Linked DNA regions of Mus musculus: region 1 is linked to region 2. Evidence: chromatin loops called from intact Hi-C (ENCODE). Cell type or tissue: left cerebral cortex. All regions are shown on one strand.

Evidence for each region. Hi-C counts contacts between places; a loop is a spot of excess contacts. Peaks named below come from ENCODE experiments on the same cell type or tissue, not always from the same donor. Only the 100,000 strongest peaks of a DNase experiment are listed, where the experiment ranks them.
Region 1: it touches region 2 in a loop (2.2-fold over the local background); 4 of 42 quality-filtered maps call a loop at or near these places.

Annotation. Positions count from the first base shown.
Region 1 is chr9:48,672,401-48,680,400 of GRCm38, reverse strand. All of the region lies in intron 4 of Zbtb16 (zinc finger and BTB domain containing 16), which reads left to right. It overlaps Gm32280, which reads right to left. Exons shown (of 3, transcript XM_030244764.1): 2 at 7,427-7,558; 3 at 5,712-6,758. The coding sequence ends at 6,274. Among named protein-coding and RNA genes, the nearest start is that of Gm32280, 6.3 kb to the right of the region's middle. In left cerebral cortex, CTCF peaks have their summits at 1,287 (motif pointing left) and 4,995 (motif pointing left); DNase peaks (open chromatin) are centred at 4,948, 6,695, 7,017, 7,499 and 2 more places; H3K27ac peaks cover 5,070 bases.
Region 2 is chr9:48,832,539-48,840,538 of GRCm38, reverse strand. Zbtb16 (zinc finger and BTB domain containing 16) reads left to right here and starts at 4,314. Exons shown (of 7, transcript NM_001364543.1): 1 at 4,314-4,485; 2 at 7,440-8,000. The coding sequence starts at 7,529. In left cerebral cortex, CTCF peaks have their summits at 3,140, 4,021 and 4,302; DNase peaks (open chromatin) are centred at 3,143, 4,253 and 5,317; H3K4me3 peaks cover 4,684 bases; H3K27ac peaks cover 3,998 bases.

The DNA of each region.
Region 1 (8,000 bases), 160 kb after region 2:
TCTTCATTGTTTCTTAGTCATAACCAACACCCATCTCCAGGACCTGGTCATCCTGTGACGCTGAGACTTTATACATTAAGCTCCACACCCACACCCGCTCTCTCCAGCCTCCTGAGCAATGGTGTGCTCCCTGCCTCCCGCCACAATCCCAGGATTCCTCAGAGAGGTGAAGCCTCTACACACATGCTCAGAGTGATGTCTGAGAAGAGGGGATGTGGCAGAATAGTCGAGAGCTGGCCTAACACACACACACACACACACACACACACACACACACACACACACACACACACACACACACACACACGGCTCAGTCCCCAGTACTAAAATCAAGAAAGAGAAAGAACACCGGGCGTGGTGGTGCACGCCTTTAATCCCAGCACTTGGGAGGCAGAGGCAGGCGGATTTCTGAGTTCGAGGCCAGCCTGGTCTACAAAGTGAGTTCCAGGACAGCCAGGACTATACAGAGAAACCCTGTCTCAAAAACATCAAAAAAAAAAAAAAAAGAGAAAGAACACTGTCTATGAATATATAAAGTAAAATACATAAGGCTTTAACGGAACCTAAAATACATGTCAAATAATATTTTAAAAACCATTTGTAGGCTGGGTGCAGTAGCAAACATCAATTGTCCCTTCATGTAGGAGACTAAAGTAGGATTGCTAGTCCAGGGCTACCCTGGGCTAAATGTAATGAGTTTGGAGCTACATAGTGAATTGGAGGCAAGCCTGGACCATATAGCAAGCCCCTGTCTGAAACAAAACAAAACAAAACAAATAAAACATGTTTAACACAGTAACATGTGTGATTTCATTGTTATCCTATGACCTAACAGGGCATGATTGAATAACTGTCATATTTTTGTAGGTGTGGCTTTCTTAAATGATACCCCCAGAGTGGCATGAAAATAGCTACCCATGACAAAGGTGCTCCAGGCTGCTTTGCTTCTAACACCCCCAGTCCAGAGAACTGCAGACTTTCCCAGTGAGAATCAAGATGTTCTATTTCCCCATCCAAGTTCACCAGCATCCTGAATCCTTGCCCTGTCAGCTGGGGAGTTTCACAGGCTTCTGTTTAAGAAGGCTTGCTGAGAGGCGCGGTTCTGCCCTGCCTCCAGGGGCCAGAGCAGGAGGTGGGGGACGCTGATGAGTGGGCTGTGGCGAATGAAGCCTTCCTCATGCCCAACATCCCAGGAGCCCAGCCAACAGGAAAAGTTCCCCCATTCTCCCCGGGAGGCCGCCAGCCTGCTGTCTGAGAGGGGTGGGGCCACTGCCCTCTAGAAGTGTGCCTCCTTCTGGCAGCACACTCTCCGCCCCCTCCCACCCCCTTGTCCAAAGGCCTCCTACAGAAGGGAGCCATATGGCCCTTTGTGGACACATTTTCCCTGGTACAGTATCTTCCCGGTGTGAATTTGGGACCTAGTGCCCTAGAGTCAGCTGTCTGTCTCCTCCCCAACTGGCCCCCCTCCCCACAGCAGCCTAGGGGAGAAGCAAGTTGTTGTGGGGACAAGCCCACGGAATCAGGGAGCCCTTTGGAGTCGGGGTGAGTGAGAAGTGTCTCTGTGGCACCCACACCCACGCCCACACAGAAAACAGTTGAAGTAAGTCAAATGTCTCAAAGTCAGATCCTTTTTAGTATGAATTTGCTGTGTCTCATTCCGAGCACTAATTCCAATTTAATTGCAAGTGGCCTGAAGCCTCTTCAATAGGAGTAACAAATGGTTTGATTTTGTAAACTTCATCAGACTGCATTTTAAATGCGACACAGTAGCCCAACTCGAATGCCAATGAAGCACTGGAGTAGCTCTCTGTTTACTAATTATCCGTTTTTACTCCAAGCCACGCTGGCTGGCTTGTCTGATTAAATCGGATTTGTGGGATAGAGAGCAGCTAGCAGAGTTTTCTCTATAGTAAACGAGATTGAAACTATGGGCCGCCTGGCTGCACACTGTAAATTATATTTCCTTTTAAAGGGGACGTGTCTCTTTTATTTCACCGTTGTCCCCCCCTGCATATTAAACTTAACAGCACAGGAATGGACCCAGCAGCTTCTGGATGTGGCCTCTCAGTCTCCACCCGACAAGAGAGGGGAAAACACCGGGAACTGTTGTCTGTGCCCCTCTACCTGTTTCCTCTCTAATACCTTTCTTTCTCCCCTGTATACTAGCGTTGAGTCTTCTTCTATTATTTTTTCTTTGTCTGTTATTTTCAGAGGTCCTTGAGATGATATAGATTTGTACTGATTTAGCTGAAAGAGTTCTGTGATAACTGCATCAGAGTGATGTTGGGTTTGGTAGCAGTAAGCTGGCACGTGTGCAGAGTCCAGCCATACATTTGGTGACTGTGGGTTCACCTGCAACGGAAGATATTTCCTAAAAATGCAAATAGGTTCTTTTGGTACGTGCTGCAATGGTAGGTATCCTTCACTCTGAAGCGAGTGAGATAAAGATCACCAGGCATGTAATACCTGTGGTCCAGCAGATTGGGACATGTCGCAGTTATCAGTGGCGTGGGCGTGTTACAGGTTCTCCTATCCTCCCACTGTCTGTCTGGTTCTAGTGACTGTCTGTCCAAGTGCTCTGCAGCTTGTTTGTTTCTTCCTGTTTTTTTAGGGTAGCAAATCAGTACCTGTCTCTGGTTCTTCCGTGTACATGTGTACAAGCACACACACAGGCAGGTGCGCACACACAGGCAGGTACACACACATAGGCAGGCGCACACACGCCACCGATAATTATGCTGGCACATTGAGTGTGGTGTAATCAGACTATACTTACACTCTGCCATTTCTGAGACTTTTGGTCCCCAGTCCATCCATGCCCCACTCTCGGTGTCTGTCTCTGTGCCTGGAGCTTTTTATGTGTTCATTTGCTTTTGAATGTCCTGCAACACTAACGTGTATGCTTTTCCCTTTTGGGCCATTGTGTGCTGTACAGTACAAGAAGCCTCACGGTGTCTCTGATAGCCTGGTTACCGTGGGAATGAATGGCCCGCCATGCTCTCGGGCCTACAGTCCTCTTTTTAATTGTTGACAGTAAAAAGCATTTAAATGCTCCTTAATTTGTAATCATCTTCTGGGGGAGAAAGAGAGGAACCATTAAAATGTCAGTAAAATGAATACATTTTCTCTTTCTCCTGATTTTTTTTTTTTTTTTGGTTTTGGTTTGTTTATTTACAGGGGATTTTTTTTTCTCTTCACTGCCAGTGTTTGTCAGATATTGCAAATGCTCTGAACCAATCAGTATTTCTCTTACTTCTAGTTTCTGTCTCCCCTCTTCCTCCCCATTCTATGCTATCTCTCTGGGGCTCTGTTTTGTCCTGTCTCTTTCCTGTACTCCTGTATTATGTTTAGCCCCCCCCCCTGGAAATTGGTCACCCTACCCCCCCTTCACACACACACAAAGATTCTACTTCTGGACCCCATAACCCTTTCTGGGGGCATCTGGTGCCATTATGGGAACTAGAGAAATGGCTTTTGTGAAAAATGTCTCGTGTACTTGAAGAACTACCTGGAATCATTGTCTGTGCCGGTGTGGAATCCGGTCCCATGTTTAGCTAGAAGCCCCATGCTCTCTGCCAAGCTCTGAATGCTGTACTAAGAGAGTAGGGGCCCACTGTGCACTGGGACCTGGCTAAGACCAGAGGCCACTGGATCCAGAGGGGTCTGTTCACCCTGCCCCTGTGTGCTCTGCATGCACTTTGGTATCATCCCGACGCTAGGATGTGGCACCTTCTGTCTCGACTCTGCTGCATTCTCAGCTATCAGAAAAGTCTTGCCTGACTCAGATGGGGTTCAGGGATCCATATCCCTAGCCACTCAGGAACATCACAGGCATGGCCAGTCTGAGGATTGACTTACTAGGCCTCGGGGAGTGGTTCCCCAAGTTTTTCTTGCCTTCTCTTGCTAAAAGTTTGCATCTCACAGGATCCTTACAAGTACCTAAGACATGGATTGGTCCCTAGCTGTACCTAGTCAATGTCAGGCCCATCTCTGCTTTGCCTGTGACAAGTGGTTCCCACTGAAGCCTCCAGAATCACTTGAAGGCACTTGGCCCTGTCCTCCATGGGCCTAGAACATTGGCTATCAGAGATGGACAAATTCTTCAAGGGTCTTTCCTTTTCCTTTCATTGTCCCCGTAAAGAGCCTGAGGCATCTAGCCAGGAGCTCACAGTGTGTCCTTGAGCCAGGTAGGCCTTCTTGCTGAAGCTGGCATGACTTTCTGTTCTGTATGTAGCCTCTTCAATGGGGGAGTCTACTATAAAGGTCACATGAGGGATGGAGCAAGAGACAAAGGCTGGGTGAATAGCCTGGCCTGGTCTGTCTCATGCCATCCTGACTCTCCATCACACACTTTTGGAGCCTCTGTTCACTGAGGTCTCCCAAACCAGATGAATTGGACTCCAAGAGACCAATTCTCTGGAAGGGCCACCTTACGGAGAGCAACAGGTCACCCACTGACCATAGAGATTGCAGACCTGAAGATCAGCAAGGGAAATGGACTTAGAGAGGAGCTGACTTGCCCTAGATGAAGGCTGTATGATCTCTGAGGCTCTGAAAAGCCAGAGAGTTGACAGTATGTCTCGCCTTGAAGGTTTACCCCAGTAGAACAAGCCCAATAGGGAAACCGAAGGATGGTTTTTTTCCTCCAGGTCCTCAAAGAGGTTTGGCATGACATCCACCAGTACCAGGCTCTCTCCCATCCTTCCTCCGGATTGACTAGGTCATCTCTGATAGAATGGAGCCCCCTAGAAGCCCTTGCTTCACACCTACAGGGCTGGGCTGGAGTCAGGCTAGGTAAGCTCTTGTGGGCTGCCTGTTTTTCCTCCCAGGGCTGTTGAAGTTGGTCCAATTTTTCAATCGTGGGCCAATTAGTTTCACAAATGGGGGCCCCTGTGGTGCCAGGGCACATTTGTTCCGGGCCTGCACACTGACCAGGCCCCATTGTCCTGCTTCCCACCCCCTTGTGGGCCCATTGTCCCCGATCTCCAGCAGGCCCTGCTTACTGTTGATTTATATGGGCAGGCGTCCCGCGGGCTCCAGGCTTCCCTGCCACAGCTGGCCGAGGTGCTTAAGGCCTCAGACTCCCTGACCTTTGCCCCGTCCTGCTGTCATTTTGAAAGTTACAGACCAGAGGGCTGCATACCTCTCCGGATTTACTTTCCATCCCTACCCCCCCCTTCACACCCTCTTCCCATTTCCCTTCCAGCTCCCCCTGCTCTGACTGTAGAGGTTTTAAGTTCAGTTTGGAATGTCTGCAAGGGTCCAGCAAGTAGCCTCGGAAGCCAAAGAGGACAGGGGCTGCTAGAGCAGGTGACTCTCCTTCGCAAGGCTGCTGAGGCTGCCGCTTCTATTTAGGGAAGGGCGTTCTCATCCCCAGGTTCATGAGTTCTGAGACTTATGTGCAGTTGGGAGGTTCAAAGTAACCCACAGGGTACCAGAATGTGTGATGTCATTTTGCCCTTGGCATCTCTTGTCCCGTCTTGGCACCCTAGGAAAGGAGACCCGGCGTCTATGAAATGGGCTGTCCACAGTGGCTGACAGCAGAGAGCAGGTCTGCTCCCATTGCCGTCCATTTCTGCTCTCTTGTAAACCAACACCCCACCCCACACACCTTTCCTCTACCTCCCTTCTTTGCTTTTCCACCCCTCTCACATTTTCTCCCCATCTTGGGCAGGTTTGTTGGAGTGATTGACAAAATTAGTAAATCCATTCATGTTACTTTTATTGTGCAGGTCTCAATAAATCCCGAGTGTCCGGGGCGCACCTTAATGAGCTAGTGAGCTGACAAATTTGTTTACTGTAGCTGGAGGTGCCTGGTAATGAAATGCGCTTGTGTCTGGGCTCACTGCTAAACAAATACACGGTTTCCGGGAGGGAGGCAGCAGGCTCTGCTAGCTGCAGCAGCCTGAGGAAGCAGCCACATTCCCCAAGAGACTGACTTGGGTGTGTGCTTGTGTTTTGAAAAATGCAGCCACTCAGTTTTAAAACAAATTTCAATCAGCTGCCTGCTCCTCGTTTATGTTTTCCATTGAGGAATTTCTATTCCTTTAACAAATACCAAACCCTGGTAAGATTCTTCCTTCCCATCACATAAATGATGGAGGGTTAGAGAGATGTGTAGATACCTCCTAAGGCTCTAAAAAGAAAAAAAGAGAGGGAATAAGGGCTGGAAGAGCCTGGAGATTCACAGGGTTGAAACAGACAGGAAGGCTAAGGTTTGGGGAGAAGTGACTGTGTCTGAGACAAACTCCTGTGCAGGAGCTTGACGCTAACTCAGTGGCAAGGCTTTGAGATGTTTTCCCAGGCTGTGGGGTGAGCAGGATAGGCAGAGAGTGGCTGGGAGGGACTGAGCTCTTCCTTGTTGGCTGCTGAAGTTACCAAAGGGTCAAGCGGGCTGAAATGTGCCTCAGCTGGGTGGATTGGATTCTTGTGCCAAGGGATTCTGCCACTCAACACCCAGAGAGAAATTAAAGATGTAAACTGGCAGCATGTGGGCCTTCTTCCAGGGCATTTCTGAGTCTTCAGCGATGGTTCAGGAGAAGACAAAGGGTAGTTCCGCAGATGTGAGGGTCTGAGCATTCGTGTCTGTTCTGCTGCCCACTGCATGCATCCACACCCCACAGGCTTTTCCAGCCTCTTAAGATGCAGACAGAGCCTTCTGCCTTTACTGCGAGTCAGCTGTGCTGCCTGTATCGGTCTCTGGCACAGTGGGAGCTGCATCTCTGTGTCCTCTTCAACAGCAACCTGGAGGGACATACCTGGTAGAGAAAGCCGAGGGAGTAAGAGTAGAGGTATCTTAGGGAAGATAATCCCGAGGGGTCAGCAGCAGCAGGAGAGACCTGCTTGCAGGGTTAGAGGAAGGGAGTGAAGGTAGAGGTGTTTCCAGTTGAAATTGAGGTGTTTTGCTTAGCCCCAATTTGATATGTTCTTATTGAGGAGACAGCTGCTCGGGGTAGTAGGAGAGATGGCTCTCTTCCTTGGTGAGTGGGATTGGACACCAGAAACCCATCTGTACACACACACACCGTACACGCCCCACTCAGAGCAGTCCCAGCCTGCTTACCCAAAGAAACAGAAGTATATTTAGCATCCTCTGCTTTGATTAAGGAACTGCCTGTCGAGGGAGATAATAAGAGCCTTGCTCCAAGAAAGTGTACCACCTGAGCGCCTCCACCAGCTGCAGAGGTGCCCCTCGGATGGCATTCCTTCCTTTTCATTCAAGTGCTAATTGGCATGGAAGTGGCACAGGTGTACACAGGAGGCTTTTGTGTCTTACACCTCCCGACCCTATCATCACCTGGACAAGATAAAGGCCCGAGATCCGTGTCATCCCTCCTGCCTCCTGTTCTATCTACCCTGGCCTGGCTTCCTCCCAGTTTTTGCTAAAATTAAACTCGTTTTTAAGTCAGGAACCTGTAAGCTGTACCTGTGTTCCACCCCAGACTGGCTGTGCAGCTCCGGTGTGGCTCACTCTCTCCTGTGATAGTGACCTGGCGCAGCTCCACGCTGCTGCCCACAGCATCTTCAGTTCTTCTCAGAGCCAAGAGTTTCAACTGTACTGCAGAGAAGAATTTCAGAATCAATCCATGGGAAGCCAACTTGGAGTTTCTGAAGGAAAGATTTTAGCGTAGATTCAAGTGTGAGGGTTAACGGAAAGAGGAATGCTTAGAGAAAGGGGCCTACCCACTCAAGTGGGCGTGTGAGCATTGAACTTAGATGTTTCAGTGATGTATTGGATATTTGGTATCTTTTGAGGTTGTGCCCCACAAATGAGATTGTAGGTTGACTTCTTAGGTGCACTGGGCAGTATTTATAATCTGATCAGGTAAAACCATGGATCACAGAGGCTTCACAGGGGAGCTTGGACGTGTCTTTCCCTGAAAATGGAGTTCTAATCTTGCTTGAGAGACACCTAGAGAATTGCTGGCTTGCAGTTGGGAAAGGGAAAAGGCCATGGCTGGTCATACACACATAAGCATGGTTCTTATTTGAAATATATC
Region 2 (8,000 bases):
TTTTTTTTTAAATGGCTGCCATCATCTGGTCCCAGTGTACATTAAATCCCATTATAATTATAAACACACTTTACCATAACATCCCTTGCAGATCTCATCCACACTGCCTACCCCCTCAGGGCATCTTTGCACTAATAACAACTCAGATTTGCTATTTGAGTTGAAAACATTAGGCCCCCAACACCATTTGCAATATGCTGGGGAGAGAAAGGGAAGAAAACTCTTTCTTGTCCTCAGTCACAAAGATCTTGGGGGTCACAGTGACCCCAAAGCTGCTGGCACAAAAAAAGAAAATCCCTTCTTCGTTCCTCTTTGAAAAGTTCTCTAGCCAGGTGCATCGGTCCACGGAGGATATACAGTGAGACCCTGTCTTAGCCACCCAGTGGTGCCTACAGATGCCAGGGAAGGCATCCTCAGTAGCTAGAAGAGATGCCAAAGTCTTCAGTCTCCACTGTTCAGTGCCTGGTGATGGAAGAAGGGTGATGGAAATGATCGGATTGGCTTTCCTGAGCCTAAAGTACCAGAACATACAGGTCCCCTCAATACTTGGCCCTTTGCTTTTTGGAAGGTGTGTCTCGTGATGTTGTTCCACTTAGTTCACTTACGGAACTCAGAATACGCATGCACACCACAATTAGTGGTGGTGGTGGTGGTGGTGGGGGGCATCAAACCCAGAACTTGGTGTTTGCTAGTCAAGAACTCTGAAGTAAACTGTATCCTCAGCCCAAAGAATTGAGACTTGCCATTCACATGCAAGTAAAACACTCAAGCTCTTGAGTGTCTCTTAGATGTTTTACTGTCATTCAAAACTCTTTTTCAATAGTCTGAGGTCCTGGGAAGGAAGGAAAGCCCAGGCAGCAATATGCAATAGTTAGAGTCACTTTGGCTGGTGCACTGCTCTATAGCCCTGTCCTCAACAGAGAAAGGCAAGGAAACTAAAAGACCTTGGTTGTTTCTTTCATTTCTTTCAGTCTAGGTGATCTAGGCATGAAGAACAGAGCTGTGCTATTACACGTTGTGATTCAGAGCATCATGTTGGATGCAAACAGTCTCTGAGCCTCAGCTTGCTTGCTTGCTTGCTTGCTTGCTTGCTTGCTTGCTTGCTTCCTTCCTTCCTTCCTTCCTTCCTTCCTTTCTTTCTATTTATTTATTATATGTACGTACTCTGTAGCTGTCTTCAGACACACCAGAAGAGGGCATCAGATTTCGTTATGGATGGTTGTGAGCCACCATGTGGTTGCTGGGATTTGAACTCAGGACCTTCGGAAGAACAGCCAGGGCTCTTAAGCGCTGAGCCATCTCTCCAGCCCGAGCCTCAGGTTTCTTTCCTCCCCAAATGGTCACGAAACACCAACAGGGTGGTTAGAAGGACTAACTAAAACAAGAGAGGTAACGTGTTAAGCTTTTCAAGGAATGCTCTGAATGAATTATTACCCCCACCACCTCCTTCTTACATGTTTCTCTCAGACTGGATATACTTTTCCACTAGCCGAGCTTGGAGAGGCTCCATGGCTGGGAGGTATGCAGGAAAACAGGAGGTGAAGGAATGGGGAGATTTGTGGTGGAGGTCTGCCCAATGGTTAGCTCACCTCTGTCTCTGCTTCTAGCATGACTAAGACTGAGGCCTCTTGCATTTTGTCAGAAAACCTTAAACCAAGGTCCTATGTTTTGTTTTTGAGAGAAGGTCTCTCTCACTTGGATACCTGGGGCTGGCCTGTAACTCACAGTGTGACTGGTCTTTGTCTCCATAGTGTTGGGATAAAAGGAAAGCAGTGTCGTGGCCAGTGGACTTTCGCCTTTTTAGGAGTTGATTTTTCCAGTTTCCCTACTACATCTTTTAGAAACAAAACAAAACAAAACAAAACAGTCCAAAAAACCCAAAGGTGGGGGAGGGGGCAGGGAGATTGTCTTTTGATTTTTCAACTCTGCTTGGATTTAGGCCTTACCATATGAAATCTCTCAACTGGGGACTCTCATTGCTTCCCAGGATCCAAGGACACAGCTCTGGCTATAAATGGTGCTGGTTTGGGAGTGGGGGCTGCTGCTGCTTTATCTGGGCCCAATAAACCTTATCAAACTGCTGTTCGGCCAGCCTTCATCGCTAAGTGGAAATGCTCTGGAGCCCAATGCTGGCACCCAGCCCACAGCCTCGCCTGCCTTCTCCCTTTCTGTTACCTTCCCCACCTCTTAAATCTAGGCATTACTCTCTCTTTAACACTTCCTAACAAGGGCTGGGCTCTTTAATGGGCAGAGTTTATGAAGCAAGGGAGATTTTCACATAGAGTGAGTATGGCTGGGGTTGGGGGGGAGGCCAGGGCCAGGCAAGGAATTGTTCTTTCGTTTCCATTGTGTCTACGGATTCTCTTTCTCTGATTTGAGGATTAATGGTAGAATAGGATCAGAGGTTAATCGTGTGCCTCTCCGGTGACTGCTGGAGAGAGGGTGGTAGGTGGATGTGGACCCTAGATAGCAAGCCTTCTTTAGACAGGAACTCAACAAGCTCAATGCTCCATTCCCATGGCCAGGCATTCACGGCAGGGGGGTGTGTGTTTTTCCTGTTCCCTTCTGCTCATCCACTCTTGCTTTCTTTATAGATGGCAGTTCCTTCTTAACGTCCTCAAATCCCCTACTTCTTACAGAGGGTTCGCCTTAACTTGAAAGAATCAGGTAGCCTTTACACAAGGTGTTTTTTGTTGTATACCAACTGACTGGGGTAGGGGGGTTTCGCCTTGTCTCACCCACATGACACTGCCTATGAGAGGGTAACTCAATTGTAGTTTTCTTCCTTTGCTTCCCAGTGCTCGGTTCTGCGGACTTCTCTCTCCCACTGCTAATCTGAGACCTGGGAGTGTCAATTGTTAGGATGCCTTGTTATTATAAATGACCACCACGTTAGCAGACCCCCGTGCAGATCTTGTGTAAGCTCTGCCACCTGGTCTTCGTGGGTTTTTTTGTCTCCATTCACCGCCCACTTTCCTTCTCCTTTAGCTCCTGGGGAATCAAGATACGATTCTGTGGGTCCTGTGGGAGATCCGCGGTAAGCCAAGAACACAGCACCCCTAAACTGAAGCCTGGAACTAATACCTTAGGACTGGAGGGTGGGGCTGTGTGGGTGACTTTTCTGAGACCCCTGGGTGGCGCTCTCCACCACACCCCCAATAACACTGCGCTGGGGCTTTGGCCGGAGGCCAGTGCTCAGAAAAGAACCCTCCAACCTCAATTCCCTGCCTAGCTTCGTGTGCAAAGGAGGAGACGGTGCTTTCCGCGGGTAGAAGGAATATTTTTTTTCCTTTGGTCTTTCTACCCTACGGTTTGTCATCTCAAGTACGCCCTTTAAAATGGTCCAGCCGCTGAGGGAAGAAAGTACTCTGGAGCGGCCCAGCGCTCTTCCAAGCTTCCAGTAGCTCCTGAAGGCAGAGCTGAGTTAGGCGCAGAATCTTCAGAACTTTCCATCCAGGTTCCTGGGGCCGGGGAAGATGGGGGGGGGCGTGCGGGCGGGGAGGATGCCCGAGATTAGGAGTGAGAAAGTATTACTACTCAGGCCTTCGCATCTCAGTGTGCAACAATCTAGATAGCAAAATCGAGGTGCTGCCTCCTACCAGATTTCTACTGGCCCCTTTAGATTTATCTGGCCAAATCCGGCGAACTCCTGTGGTCAGGCATCAGAGGCCTGGTTTGGGACTTGGGAAACGACCCATTTAAAGCTAGGGTAAGGGAGGATGCGATCCGAATCCTGAGAAAAAGTGAAAAGCTAGAAGCCACACACTGAACTGGTGCAAATAATAAAAAACGGGACAAAACTGCGCTCTTGAGTACTGGAGTTGGGGGAGTTAGGGGCGCGGGATACACCGCATGCCCAGTGGAAATGAAAAAACCTGGGGCTAAAGTGGGAACCGCTTCTCCCACTCATCCTTCTGACCCCTTGGGGACTGCCAGGTCCTCTGCGGCTCCTCTTCCTTTGCAACCTTTTGCCCTCTCCACCTAGCCAACGAGCAGCAGCCGCTGCCGCCGGGGCAGCAGCTAGATGTCAGGAGAAGCCCGGAGCGCCGAGCGCTGGGAAGGGAGGGGAGCGCCCGGGAAGGGAGGGCAGGGCTGGGAGAGCGCACGGGCTCTGCCAGGGCGGGGGTGGGGCGGGGTGGGCGGGCCAGGACCGGCCAGGGGGAGGGGAGGGGGCAGCTGTGGGCAGGGAGCCGGGCTCGGCCGCCAGCACTAAAGATGGAGAGGCGCCGGGGCCTCGCAGGGGAGGGGGCTCGGCGTTGACGTGGGACGCGGCGGAGGCGCCGCAGCCGGTGGTGATTTGCTAACCTAGCGGCAGAGAGGAGTTAAGGGTGACGAGAGCGGGTACTGCGAACTGCCGGGCGATGCCGCCGCTGCCGCCGTGAGATCCGGAGCAACAGTTCCCCAGCAACACCCCTTCCCCGATCCAGGCACACCCCTAACCCCCCAGGCACGCACACCCACCCCAAGCTCCAGGCTCCGTAAGCGGTAAGTGTATGTGTGTAGGAAACCCGGGAAGGACTCGCACCGCCCAGCGACCGCCTCCCGCCAGGGCGCCCTGGGGCGGGAGAGGTTTAGGCGGGTGGTGCTAGCTTTGGCCACTCGGCCGCTGGGCTCGTGCGGGGTTCTCTGGTTGCTGCTGCAGCAGCGATCGCCAGTGCCCGTTGGGGGTCAGCTAGAAAGCGGCGCTGAGGCTGTCAGCTTGGGCACAGCTGCCTCACCAACCTTTCTTCTCCGGGCACGGTCCGGTCCGGGTGAGAGGTGGCAGGCCGGGAGGTCTGCCAGGGCTGCGGGCGCGTGTAGTCGGGGACTGGGTGTCTTTGTACAGGCAAGGGCTGGCGGAGGAGCAGAGAGCCTGTGGGTGCTCATATGTATGCGGACCGGTGCGCTTGGCGTGAGATAGGATTGTGTCTTATTTATTTGTGTTTATTCGCTGGCGAGCTGGGGAGCTAGACCCGGAGGAAGCAAGGAGTGAACCTGGGGGTCGGGTGGGAGGGGACTGGTATCCGATCGGGTTTTGTTTTCTTTAGAGAAAACGTGGTGGGATTTTTTTCTTCTTTTTTTGATTGGACTTGATGCCCTCTTTTAAGGAGAGAGGGACGCTTCGGAGAGACTCTGGCGCTCCGAGTCCTCCTCGGCTCTCGGTGGGAACGGCCGGTGGAGCGGGAGCTCGCTGTGCGCTCCCGGCCGCGCACGGTGGGTTCCCGGCTCTGCACCTGATGCATTCGGGATGTCTTTCCCACCCTGGCGCGCTGCAAGCTTGCCCAGCCCCTCGCACGCTCCCGCACGCGCTCGAAATGCGCACGATCCTGCCAGCCTGCGGACCCCACCGGAATGCACAGGAGCGCACCGCTGCAACCAGCTCGCCTCCTCCCCGCCACGCTCCCAGCGTGTTTGACTCGGGCACGCCGGCAGCTGGTGCGGGAGGCCGGGGACCCTGCTGGTGACTTCCCGGGGATCGTGATCTTGGGTGGAAGGTGGAGGACCCAGAGATCTCTTCTCATTTGGCCTCCCACCACTCGCCTCCAGGCTTTTGTGCATCCTTTTCTCCCCTGGGGGGGTTGCGCTGCCGGGCCGGCCTAGCAGCGGCGTCCAGCCCGCTCGGACCTTCTCCTTTCCCCAGGCTCTTTCGCTTTCCCCCTTTCTTAGTTCTGTTCCCTTTCTTCCAGGCACCTGACTCCTGGGGAAAAGTTGCTTTCCCAAGTTTGCCAAAGTCCTATGCAAGTCTCGGCGGGGGTCTCTGGGAACAAGGGGTGTGTTGCACCATCGATCCTCGGAGCTCTGGCGGGTTAGCGCTGGCTTTGCCCAGAATCGGCTGATCGCTGCACCTAGGGACGGTCGGATCGCGGGTGCGGAGCCGCCGGTTAGGGATAGGGCACCTTGATTTCCCTCAAGGCCCAAAAGGTTCCTTTGAGCAGCGAACCTTCTTTATTTTGGCTTCTCCCCCTTAGTTCTCCAAATCTCTGATCTCTCTCCCGAAAGCACACCGTGCTCATGAAGCTTTTGAGGAATGGATATCTCACCGTTCTTGATGATGCCCTCCGTTTCCACTTTAGGGTGGGCAATAAGAGTGGCCAGCCACTATTGTTAACTCTTTCCGCATGAGTTTTGCACCTAAGAGTCTTTAAGACTCCTGTCGAGGGTGAAGGCAAGCTCTGCGAAGAGTGGCTGAGAGCCTAGCTCTCTCCACCCTCTTCCCCAGGCTGTGGGAAATGTTGGCTACAGAGAGACAGAGGTTGGGACCTTATCCCGTTAGGTCTTTCTGCCTATGTCCCAATGGCTGTTCAAAGTTGGGAGCCTCTCAGTCATCCAGAACACTTTCTGGGAGAGGCCTTTGTGTTCCAGCCCTGTCTTCCCTTCTTTTGGGCTTAATTCACCCCAGAGATGCTGGTGCCAATGTCACTTAGAGAACCATATTCAATGTCAGTTTTTCTCTTTGTCGCTGGGCTTGCCAACACCTGGGAGGCATCCAGTCTGGTGTGCACTCTCAAGGCTGTTGGGAACATACTCTCCTATGGTGTTACCCACTTTCTCATTTTAGAGCATTCTGTCCATTGGGGGGCTTGTGGGCTGTGGGTAAAAGAGGAGGCTGTAGCATCTTGTATAATTGCATGTAGGTGTACATTCACGCGTGTGCACACCTGTGCACACGTGCGCGCGCACACACGCGCGCGCACACACACACACACACACACCTTGGACACATACAGCAGCTTTAAAGAACTTGTAGTTAAAAATGAGTTAAGGTAGAATGTGATGTGATGGGTGTGAGGGGGAGGGTGCGGTGTGGTGTGTTTGTCACAGCCTAAGTATGGGTCTGCCAATCCTGTGCAGCCCTGACTTAAGCGTGCAAGGACAGAGGCCATAGAAACCACTGGATGATGGAGAGGAGTCATGTCTAGGATGACTAGGAGAAGACAGCTTCATGGCCAGCAGATCTGGGACCACCATCATGTTTAACAGCCCTGGCTAGATCTGGTTGTCTCCTAAGGCCGTCTCAGTGAGCCAGAACTAGAAAAACATTGAAGATGAGGGCTTGCCCATAGGGGTGGACAGGAAAGCCGAATGCTTCTTACTTTTAAGTAAGTTTGTGAGCCTCATGGTGGACACTGGCCTTATCCAGGAAGGCTCTGCTCTCAGGCTCGAAGAATGCCTAGGATTCATTGCAATCATCATTTCGCTTTATCCGATGGATGCGTGCTTCAGAGCAGTGGGGGAAAGAGTGTGGGGAAGCGCAAACCTTCCTTTTCCTCTCAGCGTGTTGGAAAGGATGATGGTACCTTCCTAGGAAGCCCACCCACCTTCTGCTACCCCTCCCCCGCAACCAAGCCTCTTTCTGGGGTAGAGGCATACTGTAGCCTTTGACTTTTTATTATAAGGGACACTGGGGAAGTTGTTGTCACTTGCTCACCCCTTTTGTCTTCTCTTCCCTTCTTCTCCAGTCCCCTCTGCTGGCCCCGACATCTACACCGCCCCACCTTGCAGAGCAGAGAAGGAAAGAGAGCCCCATGCCTGAGCCCAGGGGAGCATCATGGATCTGACAAAGATGGGGATGATCCAGCTGCAGAACCCTAGCCACCCCACGGGGCTGCTGTGCAAGGCCAATCAGATGCGACTGGCTGGGACTTTGTGCGATGTGGTCATCATGGTGGACAGCCAGGAGTTCCATGCCCACCGGACGGTGCTAGCCTGCACCAGCAAGATGTTTGAGATCCTCTTCCACCGAAACAGCCAGCACTATACTCTAGACTTCCTCTCGCCAAAAACCTTCCAGCAGATCCTGGAGTACGCCTACACGGCCACACTGCAAGCCAAGGCGGAGGACCTGGATGACCTGCTGTATGCAGCTGAGATTTTAGAGATCGAATACCTGGAGGAGCAGTGCCTGAAGATCCTGGAGACCATCCAGGCATCTGATGACAATGACACAGAGGCCACCATGGCTGACGGTGGGGGCGAAGAAGAAGAGGACCGTAAGGCTCGATACCTCAAGAACATCTTTA